Regions from separate parts of the Mus musculus genome. Here all the other regions are linked to region 1. A link is a loop called in an ENCODE intact Hi-C map of the cell type or tissue named here. Cell type or tissue: gastrocnemius. All regions are shown on one strand.

Region 1 (8,000 bases):
CCACTCCAAACAGCACCGATGGATCTTGCACTTTGCCCGGGATGTGTGATCTGCACTACTCCATCATCTGCTTTGTCTGTGTGGGAAGCCAGTGTTCAGGAGTTAGTTACCCAGAACCCAAGTGTTGGCCCCTGTCATCCTTGGCTGTCACTGGCTTGAGTTCTCTCTTCCTGACCCCTTCTCTCTAATTCCCCTCCCTCCCTCCCTCCCTCCCTCCCCCTCTCTCTCTCTCCATCTTTCTTTTTTCCATCTTTCCATCTTTTCTTTCCCTTCCCTTTCATTCACCTCCTGTAGCCCAGGCTGACCTTAGACTTGGCTGAGGATGGCCTTGAGCTCCTGATCCTCCCACCTCCACTTCCGCAGTGCTGAGAAGACAGGCGTGTGCTTCTACGCCCAGGCTTTGGCTGACTTTCTGCTAAGGGGTCATTCATCCCTCACTAGTTCTTTGGCCTCGTTAGTGGGCTGTGCGCAGCAGGAAGGGCATGTGTTGTTTCTCTGAGGAAGGTGTGAGGTGCTTTGGTACGTAGGTTTTCTCCAGCGTATGCCTCCAATCATGTCTTCGTGCCTGTCCTGGGTCTTTCATGCCCACCAGCCTCCTTGTTAGGAGCTCAGGCACCCTGTGACCTGGCACAGTGTCTGGGAGGGTGGCCATGGTCCCATGGTGGCTATGAATGTCCTTCGCATCTCCCCTCCTCCTCTCCCACAGAGCAGTGAGTCTGTCACCCTGGACCTGCTCACCTACACAGACCTGGAGTCTCTGCGCAGCCGCAAGCTGGGAGGCCGCCCAGGTGCCTTGGCCCCCAGGTCGGCCCAGCTCAACTCCAAACGCTACCTCATTCTCATCTATTCGGTGGAGTTTGACAGGTGGGCACAGGGGCGGGCTCAGGGCCCAGGCTGGTGGCAGGGGTGGGAGGAGCCCCAGTGCCAGGAGGCTGGAATGATTTTACTTCACCTGCAGAGTCTGTGGGCTTTGTGTCATTTTCTTGTTGTGACTGGCTGCAGGTGACAGACTGGCCAGTACCTGTTTCCTTACTTTAGCAGTTGAATATGCCTTGTACATGATAGGCAAGTGCTCTGCCCATGAGTACATCCTCAAGTGCTTTAAACATAATCATTTACCACACAGCTCAGATTCCTCTTAGGGACTCGAGAGCTTTCTGTTTGTTCTTTGTGTATTTGAAGAAGAAGGGACAGGGCTGTGCAAGTCCTCTGCAGACTTCTCACAATTGGCATAGACTAGCTGGTCTTGTATGGGAACTGAACCCCAGACCTCTGTAAGAGCAGCCAGTGCTCCTGACTGCTCCAGTCATTCTGTGCCCTTCACTTTTATTTTTAAAGAGAGAGTCTTGCTATGTAGCCCAGCCTGGCCTCAAACTCATGGTAGTTCTCCTGCCTCAGCCTCCTGAGAGCTGATATTACAGGATGGAACAAGCACACCTAGTCAGGAATGGCTCTTGAGTAGCTGGGTAACAGGGTCTGTGTGTCCTGGTGCCTGGGCTAGTGACTGAGAAGTTGGCAATCCCATAGGACCCGCATGGTGGGCCCCACCTGAAGGCATCCTGCCATTGCTGCAGCTCAGGGCTGACTTAGCTCAGGCCAACCACTGTCTTCCCGGGAGAGGCTAGGTTGGGTTGTGTTTGAAGATAGCTCTTCCTGTAGAGATCATGTGACAGTGCTTACCCTGCAGGCTTGACAGGACAGTCAGACAGCACCGTCCAGCTAGGTGTCCCCAGATCCTGGAGGCAGAAGCTCAGGGGCACCAGGGCTTGAATGACTTGGCACAGTGGTGTGTGGGACAAAGCACCTAGAATCAACCACTTCCCAGCACTCAGGAGGAAGAGGCATGTGGATCTCTTAAGTTCGAGGCCAGCCTGGTTTACATAGAGAGTTCTAGGACAGCCAGAGCTACACAGAGAGACCATGTCTCAAGAACCCAAACAAGCAAAACCTTCAAAATAAAAGCTCTTGGGGACCGCGAGTGCTTGTGCTCTTTGGCTTACAGGCACCTGTGCTCTCAGGTGGGTGGATCTTGGCCTCTGAGATGCCACGGTTCTGATCCCCTCTCTCAGGATTCACTACCCGCTGCCCCTCCCGTACCAGGGCAAGCCTGACCCTGTGGTCCTGCAGGGCATCATCCGCTCACTGAAGGAGGAGTTGGGTCATCTTCGAGGGCTGAATGGCGGCCAGGATGCTCGGGAGACGGAGATCTGGCACCTGAGGGAGCAGTGAGTCTGGGGTGTGTGTGGTGGATGGGGATGTGGTAGACGGGACAGGCACTGCCCATCATCTGTCTCCTTGGGAACACTGGCTCTCTTCCTTCTCAGCTCTGCCTCTCTGCCTTTTGTTGGGTGCAGGGGATTCAGCAGTGATTGACAGCCATGGCTCTGTCTTTCTGGGCCTCTAGGCCAGTGAGGGAGATGCACAGATAAAGATTCAGCATATGGAGGGCTGGGGGGGGGGGGTCATGTCCCAGAGAGGTTCAGAAGCAGAAGCAACATCAGCAAAGGTGATGAGAGGCTGGAAGGAAGGGTGGCCTGAGTGGCCTACACGCTGACCTCTTGGTGTCGCCTGGCTCTCTGCCTGGGGTACCTAGCCAAGTGGGAGTGGGTGTTAACAATTGCCACATGAACATGTTATTGCATGGGATGAGGTGAGGAAGAGGCAGGAAGGGAGCTGGACCAGGATCCGTTAGGTCTTGAGTGGGTTAAGTGAAAGAGTTAGGAAGAGTATAAGAGTGTGCTAGGTAGACAAAGCAGCATATGCAGTCCTCGAGGCAGGTAGGACTATGGTGGGAACAGGAAGAGATTGCAGGCTCCTGGCATCCTTGCTGACTCCTGCTGTGTTCTATCATTTATAGGCAAGGGTTGGGCTCCCCCTGGAAATGGCCAATTCTTTAAGAAGGACTAGTGACATTAAAAACATTAAGTATGTTCTTTGTTTATCATGTGCATGGTGAGTGTGTGTATGTTTTTGGGTACACATACCATGGCATGTGTGTGGAGGCAGTTTTCTCCTATAGTAACATGGGTTTCCGGAGGCAAATTCAGGTTGCCAGGCAAGCATTATGGACCGGCAAACACACTGAGCCATCTTTTTGATCCCCCTTTTTCTTTCTTTTGGACAAGGCCTTAGATATTCAGGACTGACCTCAAGCTCTCTGTAGTCAAGGGTGGCTTTGAACTCCTGATTGGCATGGTTTATGTGGTACTGGGGATCGAACCCAGAGCATCATGTATGTTACCTAACCAAGTCACGTTTCAGTTCCCATGGTATTCTTTGTAAGATTTATTTTATTATGCATTTGTGTCTGTGTGAGGGTTTGTGCACATGTGTGGATCCATGGAGTTCAGAAAGTGGCTATCCTCACAGCAGACATGCCCTGTGAGACAGGCATTGCCGTCTTCACCAGGTTCCAGTTCAGAGATCTTAGGTGACTTTTGCAGGCTATGTCTTGGATGAAGCCAGAATCTTGGCACTGTTGGCACATAGGTGCTAGTGCAGACTGAGTGCTGAATGCTGCCAGAGAGGAGTGAGTGAGGGTGGGAATATACAGGGTAGCAGGCCCCATGGGTGCTGCTGATCAGAGGTGAGGTGGAGGAAGGACACAGTGGGAGGCTGCGACCTCGTCTTCCACTAGGCCGTACCTGTATGCACCTCCCAAATTGGCCACAAGGTTATGGCCTCTACCCATCCACGGTACGGAGAGGGTACCTTGAAATCTCTGAGCTGCTGGTGTCTCCCCCTGTCCTGTCCTGACTCTGCCGGTCCCTCTTTCTCTTGGAGCCCAAGGCTTGCTACACAGACCAGGCTTACCCTGATCTGTTGGCCCTCCTCCCTCTGCTCTGTGTTACCACCTGTGTTACCACCTCCCCACAAGGAGCTACTCAGGAGGAAGTCCTGGCAGAAGGCAGAAGGGCCACGCTGACAAGTACCCGCTCTACAGAGGCTGGTGGAAGGAAGGGCATGCGGAGAGTGGGGATTACTGATGTGCCTTGCTCAGTGTGTGCTCACTGTATGTGTGTGTGTGTGTGTGTGTGTGTGTGTATGTGTGTGTGTGTGTATATGTATACATGTATACATTACCTACTTTAAAAACAAAACAAAACAAAACAAAACAAAACTATTTTATGTGTTTGCTAGTTAGGCAAGGCTATCCCTGACTCTGCCTCCCAAGTACTGAGATTATAGGTGTCCACTGTGTTTTGCTCTTGTCTTGTTCCCCTCCTTCCATCCTTGTATGAGACAGGGTTTCTCTGTGTAGCCCTCGCTGGTCTAGAACTCACTCTGTAAGCCAGGCTGGACTTGAACTCAGAGACTCACCTGTCTCTGCCTCCTAAGTGTTGTGAACAAAGGCGTGTGCCACCACATTTTGTCAGTTCTTGAGCCTGTTGGCTAGACTGACGTCTATTAGGGGATGATCTAAGTCCATGATTCTTTGAGCTCTTGTTGGCTGGAGTAAAGCAGCATGCCCCTGAGGTGTGTTTCCCCAGGAGTGATCAGTGCTGAGTCTTTCATTTTTGCTCATCTCTGACAGAATATAGAGGTGGCTCCCATTCTCCATAGACAGGTAGCTCAAAACACTGGAGTGGTCTGCTGGGTACAGTGACACACACATAAAATTCTAATCCTGTGGATGCAGGCGATGGTTCTCTGTGAGTTCTGGTCTACAGAGAGAGTTCCAGGACAGCCAGGGCTACACAGAGGAAACCCTATCTCGAAAACCAAAATAAAACAACAGCAACAGCAAAAACGACACATTGGATGGGGTCAGCGAGATAGCTCACCCAGTAAAGGTGCTTGCCACTAAGCCTGCTGCTTTGAATTCAGTCTCTGGGACCCACGTGGTCGAAGGGGAGAATCAAGTCCCCACTCATTGCCTTCTGTTCCACATGAATGCTATGACACGCAGTTGTGTCTCGTGCATACACACAAATAAAGAAATGCAATAAAAATAAAACCAAATGAAAAATCACTACAAGTGTATTCTGGCTCCCTCTGGAGGCTGGTGTCTGAAATGGTGCTCACTGGCTGCAGCGCAGGGGTCAGTGGGGCCGTCCTCCCATGGGCCCTTGGGAGAATCCCTTTCTTGCCTCTCCAACACCTGGCAGCTGCAGCTGTGCTTTGGCTTCTGTCCTGGCAATCTGGTCTGAGCCTCTGAGGTCACATTCCCCTCCCTTCTTCTGTTTCTAATCTCAGGTTGTGATCTGCCCTGATAATTCAGGAGAGGCCTTTCATCTCACCGTTCATAGCAGATCTAAAAAAGTCACTTTTTGCCAAACAGTGGAATGCTCACAGGCTTAGGAGAAGGCCATGGATATCTTTGGGCACTTTGGAAGGGGCGGGGAACAGTATTCACCTCATAGATGTGACCTGATACATTCATTACAGTGGATTTTGATTTCATGTTGGTGTTGTCTTTGGCCAGGTAGATCTGTTCATGTTGGGTTCTATATCCTTTTGGAAGGACCCCAGGAGTTTTTAATTTTTTAAGTTTCAGACATAGGACCCAGATATTGTGCATACTCAGTGAGTGCTCTACCACTGATCTAGAATCCTCTGTGGAGGATTCTAGGCAGGGGCTCTACCACTGAGCCACGCCCCCAGTGTCTCATTCCGGGTTACTAGGTGGGTGGTCTATCACTAGTTTTCCAAAATTATTTATTTATTTTATCAGGAGGTAATGTTAGCATGATTTTATTTTATCTTGTTTTATTTTTATTTATTTATTTTTTTGAGACAGGGTTTCTCTGTATAGCTCTGGCTGTCCTGGAACTCACTCTGTAGACCAGGCTGGCCTAAGAACTCAGAAATCCGCCTGCCTCTGCATCTCAAGTGCTGGGATTAAAGGTATGTGCCACTACTGCCCAGCTTTTTTGTTTTGTTTTGTTTTGGACATGATCTGTTGTTGCATTTAGATTTTTTTTTTCCTTACTGGAAAGAGCCAGAAGACAAGTATAGTTTTAGAAAAAGAATATACTGTCTATTCTTACTTTTTCCTTGATTTTGCACCCAGGTTTCTCTGATGCAGAAAAATCATAGTTTCCAAAGAGTAACAATTTTTTAATGATTATTTTTATCTTATGTGCATTGGTGCTTTGCCTGCATGCCTATCTGTGTGAAGGTGTCAGATCCTCTGGAACTGGAGTTACAATACAGATGTGAGCTGCCATTGAGGGTGCTGGGAATTGCCAGGCAGTGGTGGCGCACGCCTTTAATCCTAGCACTTGGGAGGCAGAGGCAGGTGGATTTTTGAGTTCGAGGCCAGCCTGGTCTACAAAGTGAGCTCCAAGACAGCCAGGGATACACAGAGAAACCCTGTCTCGAAAAACTGAAAAGAAAAAAGAAAAAAAAGGAGGGTGCTGGGAATTGAACCCGGGTCCTCTGGAAGAACAGCCAAGGCTGTTAGTTGTTGAGCCATCTCTCCAGCCTCAGTAACAATTCCTTCCTTTCTTCCTTCCTTTTTTTTTTTTTAAAGATTTATTTATTTATTATATGTAAGTACACTGTAGCTGTCTTCAGACACTCCAGAAGAGGGCATCAAATCCCATTCAGATGGTTGTGAGCCACCATGGGGGTAATGGGAATTGAACTCAGGACCTCTGGAAGAGCAGTCAGTGCTCTTAACCTCTGAGCCATCTCTCCAGCCCAACAATTATTTTCTTTATTCTGAACAATACCAATGCAATCACTAGTGAGACTTTGGAATAAAGGTTAGATTTCTTTGCAGCCTCTTTTGCCCTGAATCTCTGTATCCCACTTGTTAAAACCCTGTGTTCTAGTCACATCAGAATTCTGCAGTGTTATTCTTTCTTTTAAGTACATTTGTTTCTTGGAGCCTGTTGATTGTCCCCTCCCTCCAGCCCTGGTTCCTGAGGCAGGAGCATTGCTTGAACTCAGAAATTCAAGATCAGCCTGGTCAATATAACCAGAGCCAACACAAAGTATTTTCATAGTTCCAGAGTCAAAGCTGGAGCTAGGGGTGCATCCAGAGAGGTCCAGTTTCTCTGTCTGTTCTTCCCCTCTCCGCATAGGCGGCTCCTTCTCTATTTGAACGTTTTTCATTTATGTTTTTCAAAATACGAACAAACTCAGATAATTTTTAGTCCCTCCCATTTCTTTTTACAAAGAGGACTTGGTGCATACATTCTACACTGGGTAAAATAGTGAAAATCAGCACTCCTTTCTTGTCACGAAGGCACTTCACTGTGGATGCGCAGGGAAATTCAACTAGTTCTGTCCCTGGACACTTGGTTACCTTTGCTTCTTGCTATTTATAAGCAGCGGGGAAGGAGAGCCTTGTGTATGTGGTGCTTTCTTAAGGATCTTTGAGCAGGGTAGGGACCTAATCAGTTGGTTTTGGCTGACAAATAGAAAATCTGGCTGGGAAAAGCTAGGAGGTGGGAACAAGGTCAGTTGGCCTAGGCTTGCTGCAGGCATCTTTTACCCAGGTCACCATGTCACTAGGGTGAAAGTGAAGTGGTTTCAGCATCCTTCTTGCTTCGGAGGGAGGTGACAGGAACAGACCCCTCCCCGGGGACTGCATTCCTCTTTCTTCGGGGGGGCTTTGGGGGGTTGCCAACTGTGGAGCAGCGAGCAGGGGCTCACAGAGTATTCAGTTCCCCTCTCCCACCTCGCAGGGTGACCCGCTTGACGTCTGAGAAGCGGGAGCTGGAGGCACAGCTGGGCCGCTCCCGAGAGGAGGCTCTGGCGGGGCGGGCAGCACGCCAGGAGGCCGAGTCGTTGCGTGGGCTGGTGAGGGGCCTAGAGCTGGAGTTACGGCAGGAGCGTGGCCTCGGGGGTCGGGCTGCTGGCCGCCGCAGCCAGGATAGTCGCCGACTGGCTAAGGAGGTGAGGGGCGGATGCGGGGAGGGGGCGCCGCAGTGGACGTCGTCGGCCTGCTCTGGACCTCAGCGGTCCCTGTTTCCCTCCGCAGCTCGAGGAGGTGAAGGCATCGGAGCGCAATCTGCGTGCAAGGCTCAAGACACTGAACAGCGAGCTGG
Region 2 (8,000 bases), 67 kb before region 1:
CACTGAAGGGATGGCTCGGCAGTTAGGAGAACTTCCTATTCTTCACCGGGCACCTCCACTCACATGCACACGCCCACCCACAGACACCTAAAAGACACCTAATTAAAAACAATGAAAAATAATTTTTAAAAAAAGTCTTTAAATCTGTAAATAATAGAAACAAACAAAAACAGCTCAGAGAAGAGGCCCAAGCCTATAATTCTAACCTTGAAGAGGCTGAGACAAAAGGGTGGCTTGAGGCTAACCTAGGCTACAGAGTGAGACCACATCTCAAAAAACCCCAAAACCAAAAGGAGAGGGCATGGAGGAGAGAGGGATCCTGTTGAGGGGCGTTGTGGGAGAAGAGGGAGAGGTATGATTAAGATACATTGTATACAAGTATGGAATTGCCAAAGAATAAAGTATGTCCTGAAAGAAAAGAGAAAGAGAGAGAGAGAGAGAGAGAGAGAGAGAAACCAACCTAAAACCAGAGAGAGATTCACAGAAAGACTGAAAGTGAGAGACAGGTGTAAATGGAAACCGAGACAAGTTCACTGATTGGGAAAGTGCGTGCAGAAATGTGGCGAAACTGGAGCTCTTTTCGAAGGGCTAGTACACTGGCAGGGGCTGCTGAGGCAGAAGGCTAAAACTACATTTCCCAGGAAGCTGTGTGGTCGGAGTTTGGCCCCATCAATCAGACGCCTTAGCGGGAAGCTTGACTAGAGGGAAAGGCAGCTTGGCAGTTCGTTGCTACAGTCAGTGTAGTGTGGGCCCTTGTGTAGTGTGGGCCCAGTGTAGTGTGGGCAGCCAGCACTTCCTGTCACCTAAGGCAAGTAGAAGCTCACCTTTTTCTTTTCTTGTCACCTGTCATCCCCACCTCCCTCTCCAGGGTCTTACAGTGTTGCTGGGGTTGTACCCAGTGTACTGCCCAGGATGGCCTGATACTATCAATCCTGGGTCTCAGCTGGGATCCCTCATATCCTTCCTCTCTGAATGACTTGACTCCAGAGTGTGACATGCAGTGACCTGTGCCCTTTACACACTCACCTGGACAACCTCTTTCCCTCCTGCTGCCATCCCTGCACTCTTTCTTTTGCTCCAGGCAACTTTTCTGCAATTTTCCTCCATCTCACTTCAGGAATATCACCTGCCTCCACTGTTCTACGCCCATCAACTAACAACTCACATTGGTCCTGACCTCCTCTTTCCATCTCCAAGGCCAGAGAGGTCAGCAGAGCTGCCCATAGTGCCCCACCCACTTCTAGGTGGAAAATCGTTCTTTCTAAAGTGGCCCTGCCTCCAAATAACTTCTCGATAGTGTCAGGTCAGGACCATAGGAACCTGTGATTCATGGTTTGAGAACCTACTGTGTGCTGGGAGTTGAGCAGATATGGATTGCTGTATGTACATACAGTTCTGATGGTTATGTGTTTAGTGCATCGACCCCTGCAAAGTCTTTTGTAGACTAGGTTTTGAACTTGCTGAGGCTGCCCTTGAACTGAAAATCCTCTTTGTTTTACCTGGAAAATGCTGAGATTACAGGTGTTTACCACCCACACATCCTGTTTATACTCCCCCCCCCTTTCCCCCTTATGCTGTGCAGCTGTGTCTGGTCTAGAACTCTCTAATTAGACTATGCTGGCCTCAAATTCAGAGATCTGCTTGTGTGTACCATTGAGCACAGCCTCCAAGCCTGGCTTCTCAAAGCTGCACTAAGGATTAAACCTGGGAACTGAAGTTTGATAGTTGCGGCCACTACCACTGAGCCACACCCCCAGCCCCTCACTGGGGGATTCTAGGCAGGGGCTCTACCACTGAGCCACACCCCCAGCCCCTCACTGGGGGATTTTAGGCAGGGGCTCTACCACTAAGTTATATACCAGCCAAATTTGTATTTATAATTTTGAAATAGGCTCTCACTGAATTTTTTCAAGCCATTCTTTTTTTTTTTTTCCAAGATAGGGTTTCTCTGTAGCCCTGGCTGTCCTGGAACTCACTCTGTAGACCAGGCTGGCCTCGAACTCAGAAATCCACCTGCTTCTGCCTCCCAAGTGCTGGGATTAAAGGTGTGCGCCACTACTGCCCAGCATTCAAGCCATTCTTAAACTTGCTCTATAGCCCAGACAAGCCTTGAGCTTTCTTCCAAACCTTTTCTTGCAGCCTCCCAAGTAGCTGAGATTATAAATCTGTACCATTACACTCTGGTTACAAACATTTGTGGGATGAATGGATAAACACATGCATGAATGAAACCTCCTTAAGCAGTTGATACTCATTTTCAGGTCCGCACTTCTCTTCAGCCCCATCGGGATCTCTTACTTTGTCGGGGTCTCCAGCCTCTCTCCTCCCACCCTCTCCTCTCTTGGTTTTTGCTTTTTATAGCTGGGGAGCTTCCAGGTAACCACCGCCTGTTAAGCAGTGTTGTTAGACGCTGATGAAGTGATCGACACATCCTTATACGATATTCCAGAAGGTAAGCACACCTATGAAGGGCGCTTTCTATTTGTGGAGACTCAGACCCAGAGAGGATAGGAGGTGTTCTGGGCCGTATCCCCCTTCTTCACTCCCTGTAGAACACGCAGCCTACACACTTCCAACAATCTGTCTCCATGTCAGGTTTCCAGCATCATGGTTAACTTCTAAAATGCAGGTCATTTTTGTTAAGCATTTTCTCAGGGGCTGCATCCTTCAACCCATCCAGGGGGAGAGGCAGTTAACACAAAGGAGCAGTGCATGTTGGGAATTGGCTGTGGCTACCCCATGCCCATGGAGGCTTGCTTGCGATAGCAACCAGACCCTATCTTGGGTTTATTTTCTTCTTTCTCTTTAGCTTTTTTGAGACAGGGTCTTGCTATGTAACTCAGCCTGGCTGGGAACTCATTAGCTACGGCTCAGGTTGGCCACCAGCCCTCAGGAATCCCCAAGCTGACTTCCAGCTCTTGCTAATCAATCCACTTCCCTTTCTCTTCCTGTGATGTGATGACAAACCTGCGCCGCCACGCCTGGTGCCATCTTGGATTTTCTCAAGCCAGAGTTTCCCACGCAAATGCTGTTCAGGGGTTGGGAACTGGTTCTGTGTTTGCCAGACTTACCCCTCTGGCTGATGGCCTGAAGCCCCCAGATGTGTTCTGTGTGTGTGTGTGTATTGTGTGCCAGGCTTTAGGTTAAGAAAGAATTTGGATTCCAGTAGAACACACATTCCCTGAAGGCAGACATGTTTGGGTCTGTTTAGTTCATTTTCTAACTTTGGCACTTAGAACAGTGCCTTACACATAGGTGCTTAATAAACCCTTTAAAAAGTGAATGATGTATTAAATTCAAGCATAAACAATTGATGTAGAAATAACATTTAAAAAAAAAACCTTTTCATTCTACAGTTGGCAAGGTTGGTGGCTCAGATGGGCAAAATCTCAGGGGTCTGAGGTGGGGTCTTGCATCGCTCCAAGCACCTGGCCCCGGGCTATTCTGGTGCTACTGGAGTCGAGGAGCTGCTCCCAGTGGACACGGGTGTCCAGGAGCTGTCTGTGGGTTCTGTGTATGTGTGGCTGCTGGTGACCATGGTTCCCAGGACTGGATATTGGATGGACAAGTTCAGCCTTGAAACACTTACTTTCTTTGGCCATGCTTACTCTCATTTGTTCACCCAAATCAGAGAACACACCCCTCCCTCCTCTGAGACCATCCTTAAAGGTCCCCCCTCCCTTAAATGCCCAGAGCCCTGGGTGGGGGATGGGGGACAAAGGGGAAAAGAGTTGAGGATGAGGGTGGAGGTGTCAGGGAGGAGGGAGAGGGAAGGGGATGGGTTAAGAAGGCGTGTGTGATGCCAAGCAAAAAAGACAACATTAGACACAGATGCTGAGATGACGTTTATCGCGGCAAAAAAAGGTGAAGTCGCCGAGGGAGAAGGGGTGGGGGAGGGGTGTGGTGGGAGCGGGGAGTGGGTAGGTGGGGGGGGGGGTCCATGGAAGCTAATACATGGTGCACTAGGTCACACAACGGACACTGGGGGGTGGGTGAGTGGGTGGGAGATGTGGGCATGGCCCAGGCATGGCGATGGGGGGATAGGGAAGAGAGTGCGGTGACCCCAGCCAAGAGCTTCTGGAGGTGGCAGAGAGGAAGTGGGCGGCGGCGCTGGTCAAAGAGGATGGAAGGAAATCAGTTAAGAGGGGTTTGAATGGAGAAACTGGAGGCATGGCCACTTCACTGCCCGTCCCACCCGCAAACTATAATGCGGCAGAGTGGCAGCAGGCAGGGCCAGCCGCGGGGCTTGGACCTTTCCTCTAACGGTTGGAGAGGGATGTTCATCTGACTACCTCTTTGCAAGAAAACAAGCCTACCAGAGGTTAGCTTCAGGTCCCAGGAAGAATTCAGCAGTCAATTCTCCAAAGACTGCCCCATCCCAAAGCCATTCTTTTTGAGCCAGCCTCCAACAGAGGAAGCAGAGGAGAGATTCAATTCTCAGCTCCACCAAGGTTCTTCAGAAAGCTCGGAGAACGAACCCATTTCACAGGATCTCAAGAACAAAGGCTTTCTCTCCCTCCTCCCGGTCGGAGGACCTGTGCACCCCAGCCAGCTGTCCGAGTTAATACTGTTCTCTCGAGATCCTTAACATTTTGGCGGGGCACACCTTGGGTTTCTCCCAAATCGAACCGGGATGTGGACCATGCCTCCAGGAGTTGAGATGCCAACACAAATAAGAGAGAGAGAGAGAGAGAGAGAGAGAGAGAGAGAGAGAGAGAGAGAGAGAAAGAGAGAGACACTCCCCACGTCGCCTGGCTCAAACCAAGTACAAAAGTGACTATTTACAATGAAGGCGTGGGGAGTGGGTGGGGGCAACGGGGAGGACAGTCAGAGTGAGCGCTCCGATGGGGAGGCCACGCCCCCTAGGCCGGCCTTTGCAAAGCCAAACTGCAAAGGTATTTCTAGAAGATCCCTGTGCCCCCAGGGGAGGCGGATCCTAAGGGGTGAGGGATAAGGATTGGGGCATGGCATGGGGAGGCATGGGCGCTGGGAGGAGATGGAGGGAAGGTAGCAACTGCCCTTAGCATCCACCCCCCTGGCTTCCCTGCCAGACACACAGGTTTTCCGTGGGATGAACACAGAAAGGGTTAATTAAAAGAGTTCGATGGAGCGAGTCTGACGGTCGAGTGGGGCGGGCTGGAGCAATGAGGCCGCAGGTTCCCGTGGTGGCCGGTGGTGATGGAGTCACTTAGAAGATGAGAGGTTGGTGGTTTTGTGGGGGGTGGGAGGGGGTGGGGGGAAGGGAGGAAGGAGGAGGGTCTCCCTATATTAATTCTAAGGAGACCAGTGTCCTAGACTGTCTGAGAAGGGGTTAAAAACCAGCAGTCTTCACCACCACCACCCTCCAGAGACTTTCCCTCCCTCCTGCCACTAAGCGGGAGGTTGTCTATGCCTCCGATGATAGCCGTGGGGACCCGATGGAACGGACACACCAGCTGGGGCATCGAGACCGCTGACTGTGGTGGAGAGAGGGCTCGGACCGCAAGGCTCGGTGTCCACACTCCACAAAGCGTAAACCAGGCTTCTCTGCCCCCCGACCTGGGTATTGCGGTTCTGTGCTCCCCCATGGTGACAACCAGTTCAGGTTTTGACGACGCCGGCCTCAATTCCGGATGGCGCTTGGGGCTGATGCCCTGGGCAGAAGGCCTGTCTGGCTGTCCGACAGGTGTACAACCTAGTGGAGCATCCTGGACGCCTAGATTGCCACCTTCACCGCTGCTCTGGTGAACGCTTTTGCAAATTAACCTGTTAGGCTCGAAACAGCAAGAGTCCATGCAAGGGAGAACCTCCTCTCCTTTTTCAAATAGCTGGAGACCAGCTAGCCATAAAGTAATAAGGATGGTGTTGGCCACAGGGGCGGGCTGAAGAAACAGAACTGAGGTGGGAACGGAGGTCCGATATTCCAAGGGATTTGGTTGGTCAAGAGTGGAGAGAGGAAAAAAAAAAAAATACCGTGGGAAAACAAGTGGTACCGTAATATTCCGAGTATAGGTCCCCAACCATTTTAAAGACTCTTGCCACGCTCCCATAATTCCCACCTCCAAGTCCAGTACAGACAGAGACTGCAAAATCCCTGCCTTCCGATCCCTGCCCTGCTAATTATTGCGGCAAAATTTTCCCGCCCACGGAGAGATGGCTGGGAGAGGGCAAAGCTGATGACCGGGCAGGCTGGCTCAGAGCCCTGCCCAAGACAGGATGAAGAAGGTGAAATTTGGCACTTTCGAACCCCTCTTGTCATGCTTTGAGGTCCTTCCCCAGCAGCCACCCCGTTGGGCTAGCAAAAGAGGGTGGAGTCTTTCTCTCCATCCCCAGTTTCAATGGATTTGCCCAGAGAAAGGCAAAGGGGGTTCTCCTTGGCTGGTGGAATTTGGGGGAGAGGAATCCAAAAAAGTAGGGGTTAGTTGAAAATGTTTTTTTTTTCTTTTTCTTTTTTTCTTATAAAGATTCTAAGAAAAAACTCAGGGTGAGAGGAACGAGGAAGGGGATCCAATTTAGCTCAGCATCCTAAAGTGTTTTCTTTGCCTCTTAAGGCCCCCCCCCCTCTAAGAGAGGTGGTTTCCTCCCTCCATCTAAGATCCTCATCCCCCCACCCCAGATCGGCTCAGTTCCGAGGAAGTTTGGCACTTTTTGCTTTTAAAGGGGAAATGAGAGTCGAGAATTCAGGAGGAGAAGAATACAGACAAAGGTAGAGACAGGACAGAGAACCGTGGGGGAGGGGCAACCACAAGAGGAAAACCCAGTGGGCCTTAGGGAGGCAGAGGAGAATGCTGGGGGCAGGGGTATCGGAAGCAGGAGGGCAGATGAGACAGTTCAATGCAGGCAACACTTAACTATCTTACTAAGCACCTACTGGTGCTGAAGAGTGGGATGCAAGGAGGCCGGTCAGATCCTTTGCGATCTGATTGGCTAACAGGCAGAAGGGGCGGGGAATGAGCTTTGTTATTACTATTATTTTAAAAGTAATTCTCATCCCTGACCTGCATTATGTATCCCTTCTGGACCAACTACAGTACAGAAAGACTGAGGTTGGATTTCAGAAGGGATTTTCAAGGGATAGGGAAGATGATGGAATTTCCCAGGGTACAATGCGGGTGGGGAGGTGTGCCACTCCTCACTCACCAACATGGTGAGTGGACCAGCTTACTAAGCTAGCAAACTACTTTTCAGATAGCCCTGGCTGGTGGGGGAATGGATCCCTGAGAACACGGGCATGTCACACAGGGAATGGACCCAGACTCCAGCCAATGGGCTTATGGAAAGCAGGCTGTCCAAGAGAGGGCACAGATGATTTACAAATAGAGTGTCTTTATCCCACCTACCCATCCTGGACATTGCTTCACCCCTATTCCTTCCCCTCCTCATGGAGCCTGAGGGTTTTACGGGCGCGCGCGCGCGGGGGGGGGGGGATTCCAGCTAGATACTTTACTACCCACATGCAGGTGGAGCTACATGAAATACTGTAAGGTCATTTAAGAGGTGGAGGGGAGCAATGGCCCTGTGGGCCGGCCCCCACCTCCAATCTCAGCAGCCCCAACTGTAGAAGATATGTACAAAGTGGTATCAAGAATTGTTTTGGCACTAAAATCTCCATCTGGGCTCAGGGTGGAGATTAGGGATAAAGGGGCAGCAGCGATAGGAGGTGGGAGATGGGGGTGTGTCAAGGAAATGGGGCCTGCCCCTCACTGGGGAGATGAGGACATGGAAAAAAGTCACCCCAGTGCTCAAGCCATAGCCTCCCATTCCTGTGGAAGGGCTGGGGGAGGGGGAGTCAGTGCGAGGTACCTCGAAGGCTATTGCTTTCTAGGGATTTTCACATTTTGATTTTGGGGTGGCTCTCTAGCACGGGGTAGGGGGGGCCTCCCAGGCTTGAAGGCTGTAGTAGGCATCATCTGGGTGGTCTCTCTCCTCCCAGCTCCTTTGTAGGGATAGAAACAAGGAGGCCAGATATCCCCAAAGCCATGGAGAAGAGCAGGGTCTGGAAGACCTAGGAATGGATGGAG
Region 3 (8,000 bases), 130 kb before region 1:
GAGGATTACACTGAGCTGGATACAGTGTGAAGAAGAGAAAAAGGCTAAACTAGGTGTTTTAAAAGATAGAACTGAGGCTGGAGAGTCAGCTCAGCTGGTGAAAGCCACTGGCTGCTCCTCCAGAGAACCTGAGTTTGTTGATCCCCAGCACCCACAGGACAGCTCAAAACTCTAACTCTAGTCCTAGGGGATGTGAGACCCTGGCCTCCACATACACTTGGTGCAGAGACATAAATAGAAGCAATAGTCCATATATGCAAAATAAACATAAAACTTAAATTTAAAAAGCCAGCTTAGATTACTCCTAAATATAAATGGGGCAACTGAAAATCTAGAAGACAATATTGCTGGTAACTAAGGTTTTGTTATCTTTTTTGTTTTGTTTTTGCTCTTTTGTTTTTTCGAGACAAGGCTTCTTTGTGTAACCCTGTTCTAGAATTTGTTCTGTAGACAAGGCTAGCCTTGAACAGAGATTCATCTGCCGAGTGCTTGGAATAAAGGCATGTGCTGCCACCTCTGGTGGAGGTAACTCATTTTAAATGGGATTAACCTATAAACTAAATAGCAACACCCCTGCTAGACATCACATGCAAATAAATAAGTTTATTGCCAGGATCTTTTTCTTTAAAGCTATGGAGTGGAAGTAATTTGGTAGGTCTAAGTGGATTATAAACCCTATGTAGACCAGGCTGGCGTCAAACTCAGAGATCTGCCTACCTCTGCCTCCCAGTGCTGACTAAAGGCATGAGCCACTAGCCTGGCTAAGTTTTATCTTTTTAAAGATGTGATGGCTAGCCGGGCGTGGTGGCGCACGCCTTTAGTCCCAGCACTTGGGAGGCAGAGGCAGGCGGATTTCTGAGTTCGAGGCCAGCCTGGTCTACAGAGTGAGTTCCAGGACAGCCAGGGCTATACAGAGAAACCCTGTCTCGAAAAACTAAGAAAAAAAAAAAAAAAAAAAAAAAAAAGATGTGAAGGCTGCCGGTCAGTTCCACATATTGCTTAGAGTCAGGGCCATAGCCACAGCCCTGTCCTCAAGGCCTCCACCTCCCTCTGGCCACCCTGCTGTCAGCTGGCCTCTTCTGCCCCCAGAAGAGGGCCTCCTTAGTGAGGCCTTCCCTACTCCAAATGTACACACACACACACACACACACACACCCCACATCCAATGCATTCCTTTTGTTCCATGCTTCTGACCATTGCCATGCCACATGTCTGTTCATTAAGCCAAGGGGCATGGCCACATGACATACCACACTGCTCCTGGAACCAGAACATAAGGAACTCCACCCTCCTTCTGGATGATACACCAAGAACCAGCAAAACTCCCCTTCCTCTTTAATCTTCTGGGCTTTGTTTTGTCTTGAGTATATATTCCTATTTCTCTTTTTTGTTTTTCTTTTTTTCTTTTTTTAATTAGTAAAATGGATGTTCAGCTGCCTATCGGTATCAGAAATTGACCCCCAGGACTCCCTTCATATCAAAAATCAGGCCGTAAATTAAAACAGCACTGTTTGGCCAGATAGGGTGACATACCCCTTTAATCCCAGCACTCTGGGCAGAGGTAAGACGCTCTCAGTTTGAAACCCATCTGGAGTCGCTGGAAGAAAGAAAGAAAGAAAGAGAGAGAGAGAGAGAGAGAGAGAGAGAGAGAAAGAGAAAAGGGGTGGGGGAGAAAGAAAGCCAGGTGCTGGTACACACCTTTAATACCAGTTACTTGGGAGGCAGAGGCAGACGTAGCTCTACAAATTCAAGACCAGCTTGGTCTGCCAAGTGAGTTCCAGGACAACCAAGGCTACAAAGAGAAACCTGGAGGTAGTGGCGGTGGAGGAGGAGGAGGTGATGGATGAGGCACTGTTGGGCTGGGCACATAGCTCACTTGGTATTCAGGTTTTTACTATGCACAAAGCCCCATGCTCCATTCCCAGTGTGTTCAAGTGCTACACAGACCTTCTAGCATACTGTTATCATCTCTTAGGCTGTGCTAGCTGGGGAACTCAGGGCTTGTATAGTAAGAGCACTTGTGTGCCAAGTAACTTTGTAATCCCCCTGCCCCAGTCTCTTAACTAGGTCTGTGTCATCAAGTCTGGCTTAAATCACCTCCAGATGACCTAATTCAACATACAATGTAAACAACGTTGTTACATTGTATTGTTGAGGGAGGATGTAAAATTTTAAAGTCAGTGTAAACCATTTTCCTGACTATTTCAATCTTAAGATTGGCTGAATCCACGCATGTGAACTTCCAAGACAAGCTGATGGTCAACTTTATAGAAACTATTTTCTATTTCACTTTTTTTTCTCTTAGTAAATACTGAGCTCAGTCTATTTTCCACCTTCCTTTCTTTCCACGGTTGCAAATCATTTTATTACGTAAATATAGTGATTTCTGCTAGACTTCCCACTGAAGGACAGCCGGGATGTTTGCAGTCTGGCTATCAGAAACATTAACACTGTTTTCCCCTCTCTGGTTGTGTGCTCAGCATTGAACCGCCCCTCCCACCAGGAAGTACGATGACTTTCCCGTTATCCTAAAGAGTGGATCTCCAAGTGTTTTTGTTTGTTTGTTTGTTTGTTTGTTTTTTGTATTTTCTGTATTCATTCAACGAGCATCGCCTAAGCAACACCAGTGTATGTTGGGCGCGAGCTGTGCTGGGAGGCAGGCACCAGGACACACTCTGTCCTCTCTTACACAGAGCCCAGGGTCAGGGACCTCCTCACGCAGCACACAAATAAAATCCTAATAACAAGTTCGACCACACGTGACGAGAAGGCAAGGCAAGGGGACCTAGGAGAGCCTTCAGCAGGCGGATTTGAGGAAGGAGGGAGGCAAACGGAGGTTTTGCAGGGGCAGTGACGTGGGGTGCCGAGCCCCCCAACCCCGAAGATGAAAGGGAGTTAGGCCGAAGGATAACAGCACGTTTCCAGGGCGGGGGACACTGGGGAGGAACAGCCTGTGCAAAGGCCCGGAGGTGGGAAGCTTCGCACACGGCCAGTCTGGGGAAGTGAAGGGCCCGGTGCAGCAGTGTGCGGAGCGGGGGACGAGCCAGGGCCAGGCTGGTGGCCCAGGAGGTCTGCGCGGCCACGGTGGAACTTTGGCCCCGGGGGACCGGGAAGCCAAAGAAGGCAAGGATGGGTCCCGAGCAGTGTGGGAAGAAGCGGGGGCCCGCGACCCCGCTGCTCCCGGCCCTCGCCGAGGCCCTCCCCATCGCTCGCGCCCCGGCCTTGTCAGCGCCCCCCCTCCCCCCACCCCAGGACCTCACGCCGCCACCCGCTCACCGCGACTCCGGCCTCTGTCCCCCTCGCGCCCCCTCAGCAGCGCCTCTCCGCAGACGCTGCCGCCGCCGCCATCTTCCGCCCGCCGCCGTGACACGGCGCAGGCGCTGCACTAGTAGGGCCGCCGGGAAATGGAGTCCGGCACCGCGGCCGGTCCCCGCCCCTAAGGCGTGCCGCGTCGGCAGCCGCCCGCCCTCCCCGGGCGTCCACCGGAGCGGCCGCCATTTCCGGCCTTCGAGCGCCATGCCTTCTGGGAAATGTAGTCCGCGCTGCGCAGGCGCCGGACGGAAATGGGAACGAAGGCTTCTGGGAAATGGAGTTCCCAGCGGTCCGGAGTCCCTCTCCCTAGACGGCTGGCTAACGTTGAGTGGAGAGTGCTGTGAGTGGAGTTTCTGGGTCTTAGAGGAGATCTGGTGCCTTAATGGGGTCTGAGCAGAAGCCCTGAGCCTTTCCACCGCCGACCCTGACTCTGTACGGAGCCTGCAACATTCGCAGACGTCAAAAGCCTCAGTCTTCCTGTCTGTCCAATGGGAATGTGGTTTCAGGAATCTCTGCGGGCTACTTAAACGGTGTTGTATAGGGACTTGTGGAGTCCTGAGCTCTGTCAACCTCCTTTCTTTCGTGGAAGACATGCGGGGTTCTAGAGTTTCCCTCCTTTAGCTGGAGATGATGAAACACTTAGAGGCAGAAAGATTCCCCGGCTCCCGCTCTGTTGCTCTAGGGCTTTTGGGATCAGCAGGGTGTGGCTCTCTACCCCACGCCTTGTAGTCCCCGACTCTTCATCCATCGCAAGCTTCCAGGTGCCAGGACCGAGGCTCCCAGTGCCTGAGGTCTCTCTTCTTGAGATCCCGCAGGGGGCGCCCCAATCCGAGGGCGCCGCGCTCGGGGAGGCGGGCGGGGAGCCCGGGGCGGGCCCGGGAGGGGGTGTCCCGGCTATAAAAAGTGGCTGCCTCCCAAGGCGCCTGGGCCAGCGGGACTCCCGGGCTGTGTGCCTCAGGTCGGAACTCGGGGCTAGTGCCTGTAGAGAGACCGAAGCACTCGGTTCCCCCAGGGGGGCCTCAGCCTGGGTGTGTGGGGGCGCAGGCCCCGGGGATGCTGGGCTCAGTGAAGATGGAGGCTCATGACCTGGCCGAGTGGAGCTACTACCCGGAGGCGGGCGAGGTGTGTCCTCGGGGATGGCGGAGCGGGAAATGGGGGGCAGGTGTGGGGCTTAAATGCAAGCAGGCGCTGTGGTGTGGGCCCAGGTGGGAGCAACAGACCTGAGGACACAGATTCTAGGTGTGGGAGTCGGGGGACAAGGTTTGGGAGAACGATTTAGACTGCAGATCCATGCGAAGGCTTGCTTCCAACGGAAGAAAATGTTAGCAATGAAACCTCGAAGTTATACTTGAAAGGTGTCGAGCCCCTGAGTCGAATGAACAAATTGGAGGTGGGAACCGGAGCTCTAGGGTAGAGCGATAGAGCTGGAGGACCTCGAGAAATGAGTTCTGTAGTAGAGAGGAGAAATACAGAGACTAAGAGGCATTGGTAGTCCGCAGTAAGGAAAAGTTTGTGCCGGAATTCAGGGTTGAAGACGGGGGTTGGGGGACTTCGGGCAGTCGGGGGTCAGAATTGAGGTTCCGGGATAAAGATCAGCTGAGGAGCTAAGGTAGGGGCACAAATAGGGTGGTCGGGGGTCCTTCTGAGGAATCTAATGTAACAGGTGGCTTAGGTAGACTAGTCCTCAGATGACGTCAGCCTTGGAAGATCAAAAGACAAGAGGATCCACATCTGTGTGGCAGGAGTCAGCCATCCTTACCCCGACCCTCAGCAGGGGCTCTCCAGAATGTACACCATCTAGGCATTGCTAGACTTACATTAATTCCTTCACCCCAACAAACAGAAAGTCCCTCTTCACGTCTAACTCCCGTTTGTCCGAGTGCTTCTGCACCCTGTAGTCCATATTGTGATGGTGGGGAGAAGGGCCGAGGTTCTGGACCCATGAGCTCCTGACATAGACGGCTTAAGGTGGGGGGGGGGGGCTCTCGAACAAGTCAAGCTTCAGCGGCTGAGGGAGGTGGCTAGGGTCTGTATTTCCAAGTTGTGGAATTGGACTCCTGGATCCCTAGGGGTAGCTGGTCTTGGAGTTGGCGAGGTGCCCGGGAGGGGCCTGTCCTAGGTCTGGTGAGGTGTGAGGTGGGGCAGAGCTGACCGGGAAGGAATTGGGAGTGTGCAGAAGTAGAAAGGGAGGGGGCTGGAGGTGTTGGTGACTTTGTAGGAAGGCAGAAGCCAGGGTGGTATCTCAGGTCATTGGGAGTTTGAGCATTGGATTTAAGAGAGCCAACTACAAGTCTGTCCTTCTGGGGACACATCTGAAGAAGTTAGTTGAGGGTTCTAGAGAAGAAAAACTAAAATTTGGGAGTACTGTGTGAATGCTCCCCAGCCCTCAGTTGAGGAGACAGTGTATGTAGAGGCTGACGGAAATTGACAGACCAGTTGTGGATATGCATGCCTGTAAACCTAGCATTTGGAAAGCTGAGGCAGGAGGATGAGAAGTTCTAAGGTCGACTACATAGCAAGCTTAATCTACAGAATGAGACTTTGGGGGAAGGAGAGTTAGGTGAGGGCCAGCTTACATGTCATTTGGAAGTATCCACAAAACGAACTAATGGAAAGGTTTGGAGCTAAAGTCTGAAGGTGCCCCTGACTTCTTTCCGCAGGGCACCAACAGCACCTGCACAGCACAGGAGAGCCCACCTCCCTCTTGAGAACAGTGTGGGTGGGGTACATTCATCTGGAACTAAGAATGGACAAGGCCACCCGCCCCACAAAAACAAAAAACAAAAAAAAACAAAACAGAAAAACAAAACAACAAAAAAAAAAAAAAAACCCCAACTGCTGGTGGGGGGCAAGTGGATACCTGTGTCTTACTCTGGCTAGCCGGCTCTCAGAAACTGAGCATCCCGGAGTAACTCCCTGGGACCTTAGATACACATCAGCTACCCCAACAACTCCCCTCTGCCCCCACCCCCAATTGCAGAGAAGGGCAGTAAGGCACCTTGCAGTGTGCTGGGGTGGGTTGGTTCTGGAACTGGTAAGTCACCAGGCTTTGCTCACTAGCACACACTTCTCCAGAAATAATAAGGAAACAAATAGAAATTCCAGACTCCCAGGTGAGGAGGCAGGTCTCCTGAGGGCTTCCCCCCACTCTCAGCCGCACCCTGAGGGAGGGGAGATCCGGTTCAGACCCGGACGTCAGGGGTTCATCCCAGCCATGGGGCGTGGGAAAGCCTAGGGTGGATGAGAGCAGCTGGAGTGCTTGAGGTCAGACCTCAAGAAGGACTTCCGGGTGGGTGGGGAGCCAGAAAAGGAAAGCCCTGGTGTCCTAAAGTTGGAGAAGTGGAGTGAGGTGCCAAGGGATTAAGAGGCTGTGTGGATCCCCCTGAGGCCAACACTTTACCCTCGAAGACCGGAGGTGGGGACAGAAACAGCCTACCAGGGTGGGAAGACCACAGCATGGAGGAGAGGAGGAACTGGGCTCCTGGAGCGATGGCAATACAAAGAATTACTGCAGACAAGGGGAGTGGGGAAAGGGAGAAAGAGAATACCAAGGAAGGGAGACTGAGGCAGTGAGTGACAAGCAAGCACTAAGTGAGAGGAGAGAAGACTGGGGAGATAGACGGGGAGGAGGGGAGGGTTAGAGTTAGGGTCCAGACACAGGACTGGACAGCGGGAGAGCGGGGTGGGGTGGGGGTGGGGGTGGTAAACACCTTTAATCCCAGCACAAGGGAGGGGGAGGCAGGGGAATTGCCACACAGTTGAAGGTAGCCAGGGCAGTATAGTAAGATCCTGTGTCAGAAGGAGGGAGGGAGAGGAGGGAAGAAGACCGTGAGAGAACAAACAGAAAACTGCTTACAGAGCCCTGTGTGGTGGCAACACCTGTAAAGTCTGCACTGAGAGGTGGGGGCAGTAGGGGCTGGCCATCCTCGTCTGCTAGAAGGAGCTTCCTGTGGCTGCTACAGAGAGGGGAAGAGAGCGGGCGCTCAGGTGTTAAGAGTAGGGCACTGCTCTTGTAAGGGGACCTGAGTTCAATTCCCAGCATCCTCATTGGGCAGCTCACAACTGCCTGTAACTCCCAATCCAGAGGCTGAAACCCTCTTCTGCCCCCGCCCCCAGCACCCACACTCACTTGCAGATATCCACATACAGATACCTACATATAATGAAAAATGTGAAGAGCAAAAAAAGCTATCTGGGGTGTAGGCTGGATCACGTTGGTAAAACGCTTGCTTGGCGTGCAGGCAGCCCTGGCTTTGTCCCCAGCATGGTAGAAACCAACTGTGCTGGTCCTGCTGGCCCATGCTTGTAATCTCTGCTTTTGGGAGGTAGCGGCAGAAGTTGGAGATTATCCTATGTTAGCTCAAGGCTAGCTTGGGCTGCCTAACGCTCTTGTCAAAGGGAAGGAGAAATGAGCTACCTGGAGCCGGGCGTGGTAGCGCATGCCTTTAATACCAGCACTCAGGAGGCAGAGGCAGGCAGATTTCTGAGTTCGAGGCCAGCCTGGTCTACAAAGTGAGTTCCAGGACAGCCAGGGCTACACAGAGAAACCCTGTCTCGAAAAAACCAAAACCAAAAAAAAAAAAAAAAGAGCTAACTGGAGAGTCTGGTGAAGGTGGTTGTAACCTGCCTGTGACTCTTCGCTGTTCTGGCAGGTTCCTTTGTTTTCTGGACCTCGAGTCCAGCTAATG

What was found. Hi-C counts contacts between places; a loop is a spot of excess contacts. Peaks named below come from ENCODE experiments on the same cell type or tissue, not always from the same donor. Only the 100,000 strongest peaks of a DNase experiment are listed, where the experiment ranks them.
Region 2: it touches region 1 in a loop (2.9-fold over the local background); 13 of 42 quality-filtered maps call a loop at or near these places.
Region 3: it touches region 1 in a loop (6-fold over the local background); 6 of 42 quality-filtered maps call a loop at or near these places.

What each region holds. Positions count from the first base shown.
Region 1 is chr7:18,893,783-18,901,782 of GRCm38, reverse strand. It overlaps Ccdc61 (coiled-coil domain containing 61), which reads left to right. Exons shown (of 14, transcript NM_001033314.3): 4 at 707-864; 5 at 2,070-2,225; 6 at 7,638-7,848; 7 at 7,934-8,000. Among named protein-coding and RNA genes, the nearest start is that of Ccdc61, 13 kb to the left of the region's middle. In gastrocnemius, a CTCF peak has its summit at 4,998 (motif pointing left); DNase peaks (open chromatin) are centred at 5,058, 7,750 and 7,998; H3K4me3 peaks cover 785 bases; H3K27ac peaks cover 655 bases.
Region 2 is chr7:18,960,497-18,968,496 of GRCm38, reverse strand. Nova2 (NOVA alternative splicing regulator 2) reads right to left here. Exons shown (of 4, transcript NM_001029877.3): 4 at 3,178-8,000. Among named protein-coding and RNA genes, the nearest start is that of Gm38952, 7.0 kb to the right of the region's middle. In gastrocnemius, no CTCF peak of the experiment used is centred here; a DNase peak (open chromatin) is centred at 4,939.
Region 3 is chr7:19,019,783-19,027,782 of GRCm38, reverse strand. Foxa3 (forkhead box A3) reads left to right here and starts at 4,244. Exons shown (of 2, transcript NM_008260.2): 1 at 4,244-4,434. The coding sequence starts at 4,366. It overlaps Sympk (symplekin), which reads right to left and starts at 3,406. Exons shown (of 27, transcript NM_026605.2): 1 at 3,277-3,406. In gastrocnemius, a CTCF peak has its summit at 4,113 (motif pointing right); DNase peaks (open chromatin) are centred at 3,461, 4,256 and 5,405; H3K4me3 peaks cover 2,788 bases; H3K27ac peaks cover 1,801 bases.